Linked DNA regions of Mus musculus: region 2 is linked to region 1. A link is a loop called in an ENCODE intact Hi-C map of the cell type or tissue named here. Cell type or tissue: heart. All regions are shown on one strand.

Evidence for each region. Peaks named below come from ENCODE experiments on the same cell type or tissue, not always from the same donor. Only the 100,000 strongest peaks of a DNase experiment are listed, where the experiment ranks them.
Region 2: it touches region 1 in a loop (2.4-fold over the local background); 4 of 42 quality-filtered maps call a loop at or near these places.

Annotation. Positions count from the first base shown.
Region 1 is chr9:102,350,784-102,358,783 of GRCm38, reverse strand. It overlaps Ephb1 (Eph receptor B1), which reads left to right and starts at 4,091. Exons shown (of 16, transcript NM_173447.3): 1 at 4,091-4,502. The coding sequence starts at 4,445. In heart, no CTCF peak of the experiment used is centred here; DNase peaks (open chromatin) are centred at 4,093 and 4,973; H3K4me3 peaks cover 2,756 bases; H3K27ac peaks cover 339 bases; H3K27me3 peaks cover 7,477 bases.
Region 2 is chr9:102,101,770-102,109,769 of GRCm38, reverse strand. All of the region lies in intron 3 of Ephb1 (Eph receptor B1), which reads left to right. Among named protein-coding and RNA genes, the nearest start is that of Gm31233, 100 kb to the left of the region's middle. In heart, no CTCF peak of the experiment used is centred here; no DNase peak of the experiment used is centred here; H3K27me3 peaks cover 1,658 bases.

The DNA of each region.
Region 1 (8,000 bases):
AAGAGACTAGATTACAGACATCACAGGCTCTCCCCAGAACTCTACAAGAAGCAGCAAAAACTGCTGCTGAGTGAATGCAGAAAGAACAAAGAAGTAGCAGAAGTATCTCATTGACTACCATGCACTCAAACGAATCTTAAAAGAGTCCACATACGTCTCAGAGAAGAATTAATGAAGAATATGTCTTACAGCTTAAGACTCTGCAAAGTCACAAAGTAGGTAACAAAAGCATTGCTTTATGAGGAGAATATATTTTAAAAGGAAATTCTCACATACAAGCACCCAAGCGAGCGGTCTCTCTCCAGGTTGTAAGCTAACAGGTAGAATGAAGACACAGGTTGTGTATATAATAAAAAAAGTGTGTAAGTTGGGGGCAGATGGAGAACTTTCTAACCAGGTAACCTTGAGATGAAAATGTTGCAATTGTTTTCACCAGCAACACTTTACAACCACGAGACCTCAAATTGATTCCTTGTAAGTAGTGAACTGGTGGGCTTCCTCCAAGCCTTTCAGCCAGAAGGGCCTCGGAGTCTCCCGGAAAGGGTTCGGTCCCTGCTTGGGTGTCTGCAAGCCCTCGGCTGCTGGCCTTGGTAGTGCACATCTGTCACTCTGCAGGCGTGATTTAGTGATATCAAATAGCTCAGTGATTAATCAAGAGAACAACTGAGCATTTGACATCAGAGAAGGGAAACATAGCAAAGGAAGGTGTGGTGGTGGGGTATGACATGTCCTCAGGCTTGTTGGCTTGCACCAGCCATGCTGTTTAGGGTATTTGGGGTACAACTCACTGCATGAGAAAGATCAGTACATTCCACAGGACAAAACAAAACAGCACAGCAAAAACCTAAAAACTAAAAACCAAAGCAGCAACCCTCCCCCCACAAACAAAAACCCACCCCACCTCAAGGTCTCCCCCCCCCAAAACCCAACAACAGTGATTTGATTAACGTGTTCAGGAAAAGCCTGTTTCTTCAGTTATAAGGAAAAATTAACAGGCAGGCAGCCCCCAACTGAGGGTCTTCTCCCTGAAAGCATCAGCAACTTCTAGAAGTCACAGAGGCTGTCGCCATAGTCCTTGGGTGGATACTGCCACCCCTGGCAATCCAGCCATCAATTACCTGTCTCTGCCTTCCTCCTTCCAGGTAGTATGTAGACTCTTTCCTTCTAATAGAAAGACATTTCCAGTGCAGGCACCACATGAAACAAATCAGAAGAGATGAAATTGGGAGCCTGGGTCTAGCATGGTGTATCACCTCCAAGCTGTCTCTAGAGGAAGCTCTGGAGCAATTTGAAACAGTTAGACCAAGCTTCACTAAGTAAAGGGAGGCAGGGCTATCAGACCACACTGAAGGGTCTGCTTCTCCCAGTTCCCTACTGATCTCACTCAGCAGGGGTGAGACCAGGAAACTGCTGTTTTCAGAGAGCTCAGCTGGTGGTTGAAAGACCTAGCAGGGTTCTTTTTGGATGTCTGTACTCTACTTGGTGTGCTCCAAGGGACCTCCAAGGTGTGACATTTCACAGGTGGATAGTGTCCAGTTCTATCTGCAGCCAGATCAGGGAGACCGACAGAGCACACACGGAGATGTGGCTGGAAGAGATGGATCAGAGGGACAGCAAAAAAAGCTCCTCGATGGATGTGGGTAGAAAGAGAAGGCAAGAAATTCAACTAACTTCATTTTGGTTATGAAAGTAAACACCATACATGGTGCTCAACAAACCAATGCTGTTTCTGTCCTGCCCAGCACAGCAGCTTCCGTGTTCTGTTGTCCTCAAGGCCTTTGACAGCCTAGCACACCATTGCCCACTTTTTTATTGTCATTACTCTACTATGTGATAAGTTTCCTGTCCATCATGTCCCCGGTCTGCTCCACGGTGTGCCTGGTGCACCCAGTAAACATTTCCTGAATAGGTGGGTGAATGTGGGATGGGCTAAGGTAGGATACGGAGGCACCGAGGAGCCAAGAGTTGCAGGCCAAGAGAACGCCTAGCAAAAACTGGGATGAGAATACAGTTCTGGGAATCCTGTCCTGGAATCTGGAGGCCTCGCCAGAGTGGCCTGTCTTTCTTCAGGAGACAGTGAGGAGCCGCTGGGTTGAAACACTATGAAGAGATAAGACCAAGATTAGCTTAGGAAAGATTACGCTGGCGGCAGCACTCAGCGGGGTTACAGAGGACAGAAACCGGGTGGCCAGTTAGATTCTTCAGTTGTCCAGAGGGAGGAGGGGTGACACAGAGCTGAGACAGATGGATAGACCTGAGACAAAGGCATAAAGAAGAGGAAGCAGGAGAGGGGGTTTTGCTGGGTGTGCTTGGTGGGGTGGAGGGAAGGAAAGAGCCCACAAACCACTCATGCATGCACCCAACATCCATCTGAGATCATCTACCCACCCCACCCATCCATTCATCTGCTTGTCATCATTCATCCATCCATCCATCCATCCATCCATCCATCCATCCATCCACCCATTTATCCATCCATTCATCTGTCCATTCACCTATCTGTCTGTCCATCCACCCATCCATTTGTCTGTCCATCCATCCATCCATCCATCCATCCATCCATCAGTCTGTTTTCCATCCATCATCTATCTATAATCCATCCACAGGGATGGATGCAGTTGGTCACCAGTGCAGGGAGGGGGAGGGGTTTCAAGGTAAGAGCTTTGGGGATTCCTCTCTTAGAGGCTGGAGGGATGAAGGAGGAAGGGCAAGAAGTAGTAAGACAGGTAGGCAGTGAAATTGGACTGTGGAGAGTGTTGCCAAAGCTGCAAAAGACCCAGTACTCACCCATGTCAGAGAGGGGCATCCCTCACTTAAGGGACTTCAAGACACAGTGCTGTGGAGGGACAAAGAGCAGCTGAGGTAGTATTAGGGAAGATTAAGCAGCGGTCACTGACGTCATCCTTTCAGGTTCTGAGGCCGGATGGGTGGATGGTAGGGGAAGACACAAACAGCCTGTGTCAAAGTCTGGGAAACAAAGACCTGTCAGAATCAGGGGTCTGAGTGTGGCTGGGGTGGTGAAGAGGGAGGCAGTGTCTGTGAAAGACAGAGTAAGTACCCAGGGTGGGGAATCAATGTAACTAAATTCCCAAAGGAGAGTTGCCAGATGTTAATGTCTTTAAAAGGTTTGGGGAGGGGGCTGAAGCCCCTCCCACATGAGTCTTCCAGGAGCATCCCTAACCTTGCGGGAGGAGGTGAGGACCTTCTGCCACACAGCTTCTGACAAGCATCAAGGCCAGGGCCGGATCTGAAACAGCCTGACCTGATCAACAGACAGCAAAATGGGGCATTATCATCAGAGCTGATGGTGGGAAACCACTTCTATTCTGGAGCCTGGTTTTCCTGTGGTTGCAGAACTCAGTCCTTCCCACCTACCTCCAGGCCTGGTTCAAAGCAATGTCTCCCTTCCCCATACCCCAACAAGTTGTCAGACTTTCGGCTGTTTCTTCATGTCTTCCCATTATGACTGTCTTCTGACAGCAGGCCCTACAGTGGATGCTCAGAGATCCACCTGGGAAGAGACTTTTGGAGATATACAGCTGAGGATATGATAGGAAGCCCACAGGGTGTTCTAACTACCCCCGAGCAGCCGGCCATAAAGTCTTGAAACCATATTCACTCACTCCACAGATGCATGCCAAGAATAAGACACTGTTAAGGTTCCAGGAATTCTGAGTGAACGAGATCAGACAAGACTCAAAAATAAACAAAATTGATTAGTAAAATGATATAGGGTGGCGGCATTCTGCATAGGAATAGTCAGGAGTAGCTGTGGGGTGTCTGTAAGCATAAGGGACCTCAGTTGACTTCTTGGCTGAGCCCCTCCTTTTCAGCTTGGGGAAAGCGAGCGTGCGAGGCTGCAGTTCTCCTAAATCACCACAAGAGGGAGCGCGATCACCTCCTAGCGCCTTCCTAACCCTCCCACACAGCCTTGCAAGCAAAAGTTTTTCTTAAACTAACAATGCCAGTGTAAGGAGGTGCTCGCGCCTGATTGGATGAGGGAATTTTGCAGGTTTGATTCCTTGATTGGACAGGAGGTGTTAGGGGTGGAGAGAGAGCTGATGGTGGGGGATCCCGCTCCCTCCCCCGTCAGTCTGGCCCGCTCTGTCCTCCCGTAGGCTCCGCTGTAGCTCGCAATGTGACACCAGGACGCACACGCTCTCGCGCGCTCTCCCAGGCTCGCTCTCCCTCACCCTCTCTCACACACGCACGCACACACCCACCTCTCCCATAAACACACACACACACATGCACACCCACATCCACGCGCGCCCGCACCGCCCCACGCGCGCACACTCCCGCCCACGCCCACGCCGCGCTCCGGGGAGTCCGGTCCCGGCCAGAGCGCGAAAGGACACGGAGAAGCCACCCGCCGGGAGCGCAGCGGCGCCCTGGGACGCGGCGCGTCTCCGCTGGGGCTCGGCCTGGGGGCCGCTGGCCGGCGATGGCCCTGGATTGCTTGCTGCTCTTCCTCCTGGCATCTGCAGTGGCCGCGATGGAAGGTAACGTACCCTTCGCGGAGCAACTTGGTGGCTGCCGGCTGCCAGTTCATGGGTGCCGCGCGCTTTGCAGGGCTCCTTTGGCTGCTCGGCCGGGCATCCTGGTGCTGGAGAGAGAGAATGTCACCGATCCTGGGTAGAGATGGGGCACCGGGATGGGGCGGTACCCACAGGCATGCCCTGCGCCGACCCTGGGCGCCCACAGCAGGTTCGTTCGCACGCAGAGTCTTTCGGCTCCTGCGCTCTGGTGCTCCCAGACAGCACGATCACCGGACATCTCCGGCTTAGAGAGCCTGGATCCCGCTGCATTGCGGTGCAAGCTCCTTAGCTCTGGGCGAAGCTGGTCTGGGAAGCGATACCTCGGGCCACTGGGCTCCTAGAGTCGGCACCTTCGGCTCTTTCTATCCCGGGCCTGGATGCGCTGGCTGGCGAGCGGTAGCTTGCTGTCTCCCTTTCGCAGTCTGAGGTTTCCGGACTCTGGGCTCCGCAGGCAGGCTGCTTGGGGGATCACAGAAGGTCCTACTAGTACCCCAGCAAGTGACTGCCAAACGAGAGGGGCCAAATCCATTGACCGCACCCTGGGGGGGAAATCAGCCCTAGAAGCTGCCGGGTTGCAATCTTCCAGGGACAGCAAGTGCGAGGCGGACGCCTTTCTCGCCTTCTGAGCTTTGGAGCAGGGGTGGGCTTGGGTGAGTGCTGGCGGTGCTTAAACTCATCCGGCAGTTAGAAGAGACTGCGTGGCTGCGAGCCCACGAGCCAAGACACCATCCCTGCTGGCTCAGCGTGGTTGTGCCTCCCGCTGGTGGCCAGCCAAACCCGCTCAGCGGACCCCTTACCCGGCGCACCCAGGAGCCCCGGCGCTCAGGGCTCCCGCGAATCCCGTGGGAAATCCCTGCTCGCCTCCCCGCCTCCCGCCCCCTTCCCCGCCCCCAACCTTCCCTGCGGAGCCGCGGCGGCCGCCACCTCCAGGGACGCATCTCAGTAGAGAAGGAGCAGTTAGAGTTATCTCGAACAGAGCAACTCTGGGGTGAGGCGCCGCCGCCACGCCACCCCTGCTGGAAGCCCCACATCCCGATGGATGTCTCTGGCCAGGTGGACTCCACCCGTAGGGACATTCCTCGTGGAAGGTTCGCAGCTCTCTGTTTCCCCTGTTGTGTTCCCATTTGAGAGCTGGCTCCACTGGATTGCAGGTTCCAGGTGAAACGGACTCGTTCAGTGGAAACTCCAGACCAACATTGGTCCAGCGTCTCTAACCCTTCCAGTAAGCACTGGCATACACCCGTGCCCCTCTTGGTCATAGCAGGGAAGATGTCTTAGCCATGGCAAAGACTACCGCTGCTCAGTCTCCGTGGAGATGGGTAAGCGAGGAAGCAGCAATTACTGCACAGAAAGCTCTCGCTTGTTTCCTGAAGGTGGCTTTTTGTTTGCGCTTGACCTCCTGCTGCCCTGCGAGGCTGCTGGTCTTCGTGTGTGTGTGTGTGTGTGTGTGTGTGTGTGTGTGTGTGTGTGTGTGTGTGACTTTTGGAATGTGCAGGGTTTCGACTGGTATGGAGTGTGGCTAGCACCCCAGCGTAGGCTTGAGGTTGATTCATCCGGAGACACGTGCAGAAGCAGTCGAAATAGAAAAGGAGAGAAATCACCCCGCAACAAAGCCGGTTGAGAACTGTCGCAAGGTGGAGTGGCCTACAGGACTGTGAGCTGGGGTGGCTTCAAGTCTTCAGTTTGGGGCTGCGCTGGTCCGGTTTACCTCTCTTTGCACCTCCGAAGGGTCAGGGATTCGGTCTCAGATGTACACTTTAGGAAGTGCGCTCTCGGCTTTGAGTCTCAATAGATGGAGGGAATGTGTATATAGGCAAACTAGTTTGCAGAGCAAATTCGAGGGAACAGAACACATCAGGCGCCAGGACACATTCCTCCTGAAACACTTGTCGTCCCTCCCCCCACTAGTCCCTTGCCTTCCTGGCGGAGCTGTTCATGGGTGCCATTGTGTACCCAGTCTGGTGTGCATGGGCCGTATCACCTAGGCCTGCTGCCAGGGTCTACTTCGGAGCTGTGGCCCGTCTCTCAGTGTCCAGGTTGGGAGCTTTACCCCTTGCTAGGCAGGAAAGCCTTATTCTGGGGATTGAAAAAAAATCTCTGAAAGGGTTAAAAGAAATACCACATTCAGCAGAATATTAAAGCAGAGTCTTGCCCCTGCTCAGCGCGCAGGGGCAGAACACACCATTCACTCCCTCCTTTTTCTCGAATGACAACAGGCAGGTTCATTTTCTCCTCTCAACACACAGAGCCGCCTTCCCGCCTGCCTGGCTGGGTTGGGGCCAGCCTCATTTGGTTTGTGATGAGCACGGAATAATTCTCAGAGGAGTGGATCAATGAGCCGCCTACACAGACAGCAGGGCCCTCCCCAAACTCAGCTCTGGGGAGGCAGTGTTCTCCTCCGTGGTTTCAGCCAGTTCATCTTGTCTTTTTCCTGGCATCTCTGGGGTGGGTGGATTTCAGGCAGGTCCTCAGTTTAAGCTGGGGCGGGTACAAAAGAACAGTGCCTGTCACTCGTGGTCCTGATGGGGAGATGTGGGTGAAGGAAGTCAGGTCCCTAATGTGACCTGTGTCTGGGTGGAGGAAGGAAGGTAAAAGAGAGAGAAAGGAGGGAGGGAGGGAGGGAGGGAGGGAGAAACAGCGGGTGTGTTCCGGGATCTACACTACCTGGTCTAAATGAGGTAGGGACAGAATGAGGGTAGAGGGACATGTCATCTGACCGGAAGCTGGTTGGTCTTTATATGGGGGAACCAGACTGAAAGAGAACATATCTCCTCCCTTCCCTCCTGCCTGTCTCCCTTTCCAGCCAGTCTGCTCTGTGAGGTGTTAGGAGAACACAAGCAGTGCAGGGGAAAGGCTTTGCTGGGCTTTCTGGATTGGTTTTCAGAGGGGACCCAGACAGATGGTGAGAGCTGTTGATGTCCTCTGGGCTTTGGGACACAAGGTCTCCCCATAGACACCCACTTCTCCACGAAGCCGGACCATGGCCTCTGGCTTTTTTTTTTTTTATCTCTAGCTCTGTCACTTGGAGACTATCATCCACCTCCCACCCTCAGTACCTTCACTATCTAGTGAATTTAGGGCCCTCCCATTCCAGTCTTAGATGCTGGAACCAGACCACAGTTAAAGAGCCACTTGTGTAATATTTAAGTTGAGAAAAAAAAAACTATAAATAGTCTGAAAGAGTTCTGTGGAATACGAAGACTCAAGAAAGCCATGCTATTGTTGCATGGGAAAGAGGGAGAGACTATTTTGAAACCCCAAAGAGGGGACAGCCATTGTGGTCAAGGGTTCTAAGATATCTGGAAGCCTGTGTTTGCCTGGGCAGCTTGCTGTGAACTCTTGGCTCCAAGTTCAGCAAGTTCACTTTCTGTAGGCTCCCTAAGAAGATCCCGATGCCCCTGGGAACACCGTCAGGAGGATAGGTCCGCATTAGACTGCAGTCCAAAATCTGGGGGAGGTTTC
Region 2 (8,000 bases), 250 kb after region 1:
GCTGCCTGGAACCCAGGCACAGCCCCCTCCTTGTTGGATGGCCCTACTCACCTGGAGACAGCTCAGACAGACCTCTTGGTGTGAGTTTGCTAGCTCAAAAGATCTTCACAGATTTATTACGAGATTTACATCATATACATATTTATTGTTCCTTTTTTTTCCCAGACACAACACAATTTTCACCAACACGGCGTATTCATTCTTCATAAACTCAGATTTATCACAGGACGTGATTTTCCTCTCTGCATGGGCTTCGTACCTTCCGTGCTTCCAAGGGCCTGTATTTGTCTTGATGCCTCACTCTCCCCTTAGCCCCTTCTGCTTTCATTTTGGCTCAAATACATTAAAATGTTAGTCTGGAATTAACAGTTAATATACTGCCCCAAATTTGAGAACCGAAATATAATAAAGAAATGGGCAAAAAAAAAATCCCATAATTCTGTCAGTATTCTGGTCTATTTGCACTCACTTGTAGACTCTTTATCTTGTTGATGCTAATTTGGACCTAACATTCTTTTTTAAGCATGGTGATATGTAAAACAGAATCCAGAATCTTCTTTTTAATGGCTGCCCATTTGGCTGCCTACCTTTGGGTATTATTATACCATTTGCTGAACAATTTCTCTAACGTTGGACATTTGGCTTGTATCTGTTTTTCCCAAAACGATCACGCATAACACTTCAAAGAACATATTGTACCTACATTTCATCTTGCCTTTTGGGTTGTATATTTAGGGAGCCTGTCACTTACAGCACTGGATCATAACTATCAAGTGCTCCCCACGTCGTGGCGGCGGGCGGGGGGGCACCTTTTTCTGCATCTACGTGGTTGTTTCTGGCTGTAACCTCATGGAGTCGATACCATTATGCTCCTTTTCTTCATGTGAGAGAGCTGAGGTACAGACCTGTTCACCAAGCCACCCCATGAGTGACCGAACTTGAATAGATCCAGTCTCTTCCCAACATAGTCATCCATCCGCTCGGCTGGCAGAAAGCCTGGGTGTCTTCCATGGCTTCTCCTATAGACTCACATTGCTTTGTAAAAGTAGTCCTGATAATTCCCTGCCCTGTGCAGGCCTGTCTTCCTGTGTCTTGGTTTGTCCGTGGGCCATGTATGTAAAGGCCCAACACAAGCCTGGCATACCCACAGAGGATGCTTGCCCCATGTTTATGGTACAGACAGACACCTACTGCTCAGATGACTGTCTTTGGGTCCATATGTAGGCTCCTCTGCACAGGTCTGACGAAGGGGGACTGGTGTAGACATCCAGTGTGTTGGTCCTGGAGAGGCCTGTCTTCTATCCTACATCTAGGAAGACTTTCTTTCTCTCTTGTTAAACTCTTTCCTGGAGTCCAGAGGACAGGAGAGTAGGTAATATCACGGTGCTTCTCTGTCTGGGTGTCTTTTTCTTTCTGGGGTTCTCTTCCCTACTCTCTAGTCTGGCTTGAACATTTTCAAGTATCACTGTGTGTCTCTGTGTCTTTTTCTTTCTGGGAGTCTCCTCCCGATTCTCTAGCCTGGCTGCCCTCCAACTGCACAACTTACGCTCAGGCTGCTAGCTGTAGTCATTATGCCAATAGGCTCAAACATTAGAGGAACATTGAATTCCTCAGCAGATCCAGTGGCTCAAAGGTCTAGCTCCATCTATCGGGCATGGGGCATGAAGAAAGTAGGGCTCCCTCTGCAACAGGAGACTCAGTCACCCTCCTCTATGGGCTTTTGAAATCTGGGGGAGAACCCATTGCTGGCAGAGGGTGTGAAACACTTTCTGTTTCACTCCCAAGCTAGGTTTATCTGCCTCCACCAAAGGGCCAGAGCTGGCGTGAAGGTGAACGCAGGTCTGCTGACTTTCATCCAGGGCCCTTTTGAGCACAAAGAGAGCCCTGCCCACTCCCAGGCTCCCTGGAGCAGCATCAAAGCCGGTACTACCAGAAAGAAGTTGAATTTGTCTTTCTATTTCTATTCTGGTCTCATTAGATTTCCAATAGATTTCATGCTTTCTAATGCATTTTCCACACAAAGATGCTTGGAGTTTCTTAGAGCCCTCTCGGGCACAAATGAGACAGGTGGGCAGTGGGAAGTGGATACGAGGCGGGAGGCTCTGAAATCAGGGATAATTGCCAGCACAGAGCCTTGGGTATAGAGGAGGCAAAGCAGGGTGGGAGCCCCCCAAGGGCTGAGCTCTGGGCCAGTTCTCCACTCTGCTCAGTATCCACCTGTGAGGACTGAGTGGGGAACATCTGCTTGTCCCAAGCAGAAGGAGTGGAAGTGCCCGTTAGGCCTGCTTAGTGACCCCCGGTAAAGGAGCAGCTGTGCACAGACCCTCACTTGTCATACCAGGAGTATCCTGATACCAGGATTAAATGAAGCCTGGGAAGAGGAGGGGGCCAGAGCAAAGGACAGGATGAGGAGAGAGGAGGGGGCTAGGGGAGAGGAGGCCAGAGGAGAGGAGGGGCCAGGGCAGAGGAGGAGGCCAAGGCAGAGGAGGGGGCCAGGGCAGAGGAAGGGCCAGGGCAGAGAAGGGGGCCAGGGCAGAGAAGGGGGCCAGGGCAGAGAAGGGGGCCAGGGCAGAGGAGGGGGCCAGGGCAGAGGAGGGGGCCAGGGCAGAGGAGGGATCAGGGCAGAGGTGGGGTCAGGGCACAGGAGGGGCCCAGCACAGGTTCCTAGACAGGTGCCAAGATGAGCCCCAGGTGCCATGTGCTGCTCAGGATAAGTTTGCAGTGTCCACCCCAGCAGAAGACCCTGCACGAGGACTGTGTGTAAGAAAGGGACCAAAGGAGGCAGAATGGAAGCCAGAGTCTAGACGAAAGCTGTAGGAGGAGCCTCCATGGGAGGCAGAGTGTGACCTAGAGTCTCCAGCATCTACACTGAGACCCTCCTGGCTCAGGGCACACCCTGCTCTACACAGCATGGATATTTCATTTCTTTGTCTTTCTCCCTTTCCTCTCTCTGATTTTCTCCTTTGAGCAGTTTCTGGTTATACCTCAATAATTAGTTTCAGTTATCAAGTCCCTAGGTCCCTAATGCCTGAACTTCTAGTTCCACATGCTCCTTAGAACCCTCTGTGTCTTGAATTTGTTCTGTCCCCATCTTCTCTTTTTTCTTCTCCCTCCTCTCCCTGTGTGTTAGAGATATGGGGTTAGGGTGAGAGGGAAAGTGGTTGTGTGTGTGTGTGTGTGTGTGTGTGTGTGAGAGAGAGAGAGAGAGAGAGAGAGAGAGAGAGAGAGAGAGAGAGAGAGAGAGAAAGGGAGAGAGGGGGAAGAGAGAGGAGAGGAGAGGAGAGAAGAGAGAGGAGAGAAGAGAGAGGAGAGAAGAGAGAGGAGAGGAGAGGAGAGGAGAGGAGAGGAGAGGAGAGGAGAGGAGAGGAGAGGAGAGGAGAGGAGAGGAGAGGAGAGGAGAGGAGAGGAGACGGGAGGGGAGGGGAGGGGAGGAGAGGGGAGGAGAGGGGAGGAGAGGGGAGAGGGGAGAGGGGAGAGGGGAGAGGGGAGAGAGAGAGAGAGAGAGAGAGAGAGAGAGAGAGAGAGAGAGAGAGAGAGAGACCAGAGGCTGATATCAAATCTTTGCTAGATTGGCTGGCCAGAAAGCCTCAGAAGAAGTCAGAAGTCTACCTGTCTGCTTCACCAGTACTGAGATTATACTTGCATGCCCAGCTTATTTTTAATGTAAGTTCTAGGAATCAAACTCAGGTCTTTATGTTTGTGCAGTAAGCACTTTACAGACCACCTCTTCAGAGCCTCTGTCCTCTACTCTTAAGCCATCCCCCCTCTTGTCTCTCGTCTCCCTCACTCTGGAATGCTTACTAATTCCCTCCTATCTGGCCTTCTTCCCCTCTCAAAGGCCAAGGCCATCTTGGAGTTGGTTCCACTGTCCCTGTATTCTGAGGGCCCATTGTTTTACACTCCCAGGTCTTCTGTCACTCTTCCTCCCAGGTTCTGAGTGTGGTGACTCTGTTATACAGTGTCACAGTCAAATGCCCTGACATGTGTGCACTCTGCCGTGCTTGCATATGTCTACACATGGACTATATGCAACACAGGCATACAAAAGCATGTTCTTTTATGGGACACCCCAGAAAATGGACCTCTTACCTGCTTGGGCCATGATGAGAATCCTTTGTCTTTTAGGTTATTGGCTTCCATTTAACTCTCTCTCTCTCTTTTTCATTTTTAGTGAATTTATTTTTCTCTCTCAACTGGAAAATCACATTTGATCAGCTGTAGAGAGCAATCACATACTGAAATATTGGATTTTGCCCACAATGTGCCCCCTCCAAAGGCATTGAGACCAGACCTATGGGGTTGGCAGAGGGGTAGGCCAAGTGAGAAATGTTAGCTGGACTACAAACAGACAGATCAGGAGACAGAGGAATGGATCTGCAAAAAGCCAGGTAGTGTTGAGCACTGGATCCCTGAGCATCCTCAGATCTCTGCTCTTAATTTCACTTGATGGATGTGGCAGAAGGCAAATGAAGGGCCCTCATCACAACACTGGTGTCGGACCCCTGTAATGACTGAGTTGTACTGAGTATTGAAATGGGAATGGTGGCCTGGTAGCCTTCCTGGCAGACACTGGGTTCTGCCCTCCTTGAGAGTCTTCATGCCCTGCACAGGGGGACAGGCCCTACCGGGGGCTCTCTTGCTCGCTTATTTTTGTCTCTTTTACCACCATTGTAGATCTTGGGGGGGGGATATCCTGGGCTCTTCATCCTGGAGGGCCATCTGGAAAGCGTCTCTTGGTCTTTCCTCATGCTAACCTCTTAGGTTAGGTATCATTCTATCTCTGTGAAGGTTCTGCCCATCTTACCATCCTGAGAAAAACCAGAGACTCCAAGAACATTTCACATGGGACTTGTGCTCACTGGACCCCGGTATCAGAGGCTAAGCACGTTTCTTCCGCTTTGGCTTCACTGTCTCATCCCACCCACCTGCCCCTTACATGTGGAGTCCTGTCCCAGCATCCAAAGCTCCACAGAGCTCAGGCCCCTAGTAGGTGTCTGAGCTTTTCAGAGGCGGGGTCTAATTATCCTGACTCAGGATGCAGGATGCAGGATGCAGGATGCAGGATGCAGGATGCAGGATGCAGGATGCAGGATGTACATCACTTGCAGGATTCCTCAGAACTTGCATAGTCCAGTGTGCTTTTCAGCCTCCTGTAGAGTTTAGTGGGGAGACACTGGTGACAGTGGCCAGCCAAGCTGGCTTTTAACACAATTCAGTGTGATATTTTCCCAGGATTTGATGACAGGAAACCTTTCTTCAAAAATACCCAGTGAAGCCGGGCAGTGGTGGCACACGCCTTTAATCCCAGCACTTGGGAGGCAGAGGCAGGCGAATTTCTGAGTTCGAGGCCAGCTTCGTCTACAGAGTGAGTTCCAGGACAGCCAGGGCTACACAGAGAAACCCTGTCTTGAAACCCCCCTTCCCCCCAAAAACAGAATATCCAGTGACACCTGAGCAGAATGCAGTTGAAAAGGAGCATGTACGGAAGGTAGTTATCCTCCCTGTTTAAGTCCATGACAGTCAAGCCATAATGGACCCTATGAAACCAGTTGCATCAGCTAGTGTTCTTCATGTATCCTGTTGTCCATCAGGCTGGTCCCCTGTGTCCAGTAGCTTCTTCTTCCTTAATTCTATGATAAGAAACAAGGAAACTCACACTAGCATCTCTGGCAGGTTTACACTGGAGGTAGGAAAAATTTCATTACTAAAGGAGTCGCCTCTGAGTGGTACCCAATCATTTACTGCTCCACGGCCGCTAAGCTGACATTTAGAATTCCGGTGTCGCTGAGAGTGCCTGAGTACCACATTTCCCAGGATATTGTGACATGGGTCAATTTTCTCCTGCAGGACTGCTCCCTGGCAGCTGGCACGGTTACAAGCAGGTCTTCCAATTAGCCACTACCTGAGGAGTGAACTCTGCCTGCTCGAAACAACTAAAAAAAAAAAAAAAACCCACAAGAGCTGAGAAAGCAGGAGCGAGAGGAAGGAAAGGATGGTGGCAAAGGTGACAAGAGACAGGAGAGTGAGGCAGGCAGCCCTTTACACCCGGTGTGACTTAGGTGTGTCAGAGTGTGTCCAATGTGTGTGTGTGTGTGTAGGGGGTATGGGGCTGTACCAGCTTTAGGTATGGCTTCTTAATGGGTTTGATGAAGGTGGTGACCCATAGTCATGAAATGGCAGGCCAGGGTCTTATGTCCCCAAAGGAGCTAAACAAGCCTTTTGACACAATGGGATTTGGAGCTATAGATTCTGTGCCTGCTCTGTCACCATGTGACCTTGATCACATCTCTGTGGCATTCCTATGTCCATGTATGTCAGATGCAGTGCCTGCCCATAGGCTCTTATTTGCTGGGCCAAGGCCCTCAGAAACTATCTGCTTTTGATTTCTGTCTCCTGAGATCCCGCCACCATGGTATAGAAGCCCAGGGCACAAGGACATATATAGCTATTCTGGAACATAGCTCTAGGTGACTTTTTCACTAAGGCCCGTGAGAGAAGATGCCACCATGTTTACCCCAGATCAACCAATCATATGAGTGCAGTTGTACAAGGGACAGTCAAAAAGAAGTGCTGAGCCACTGAGGGTTGGGAAGGTCAGGGGAAGAATATCAGAGTATGCTTCATGCCAGCTCACAAGCCCACAAGCCTTCCATGGTGAAGTTTGGTTCATATATAGGAAAAAAAAAACTTTTAAGGGCGTTGTCACAAACTCATACAGCCATCTCCACTATCTCATTTTAAAATATTTCATCACCCAAAAGAAGCCCGCATACATTCACCTGCCACTCATGATCCTCAGCATCCCTAATCCCTGGCAACCAAGACCTGTCCTCTCTCTGTGGATTTGCCCACGAGGAACATTTCCAATCAGTGAACTTGCATATGCATGGCCTTTTGTGATTGGCTTTGCTCGCTTAGCAACGTTTTAAAGCTCTCCGGGTGGTAGCCTGTGTCTACAGCAAGGGACTTCATTTCTCTCTCTGACTGAATAACATCCCATCGTATAGATAGCCCACGTTTTGCTTCTCTGCTCATTAGCAGATGAATATTTAATTTATTTCTATTTTTTGACTACTCCAAATAATGCTGATGTTGACATCGTAGTGCAAGTTTTTGTGAGGATGTAACTTTTCTGTTTTCTTAGGCGTATGTCTGGGATCAGAGTTTCTGGGTCACACACTATTCTTAGCTCCTAGAACTGATAAACTCCTTTTCAGTATCCTTGCCTTCCCACCGACAATGCAAGTTTCTCCACATCCTTGACCCTTCTATTGCCTGTCTCTCTTATTATTGCCACTATCCTGAGTGCAAAGTAGCATCTCACTGAGGCTTTGATGTGCATTTCCCTAATGATGCTGAGTGTATTTTTATGTATTTATTTGGACCATTTGGATATCTTCAGAGATGTTTAGGCTATACTTTTTGCCTATTTTTAAATTGGGCTATTTTTCTTTTTATTGTTGAATTGTAAGAGTTCTTTACATACCCCTATTGGTACAATCTTATCAGATATATAATTTCCAATTTTTTTCCCCATTCTGTGGTTTGTCTTTTTTTACTTTCTTGATAGTGTCCTTTGAAGCATGAAAGTTTTTGATTTCGATGAAATCCAATTTACCTATTATTTCTTTTTGTTGCCGTGCTTTGGTGTCGTAGCTGAGAAACTCATTACCCAACCCAAGGACATGAAGATTTATGCCTGTGGTTTTTTTTTTCCAAAGAATTTTGCAGTTTTTAGCTTTTTAAATTTGGGTCTTTCATCCACTCCGAATCAATCTTTATAGTGCATGCTCTTATATGGTAATCAATTCAATTAAAACCAGAAAGGACCTCAGAATTGGGCCATCGCAAGCCCTTCCTTGGGTCACTAGTTGTGCAAGCTCAGAGTGGGGTTCCCAGTTGATATTCTTTCAGGCTGCTGGCCGTGCCAAAAAGTGAGGGGTCTCTCAGAACCAAGGAGAGAGGGCTCAGAAGAGTGGTGATCAATGGGAGCTCTCCAG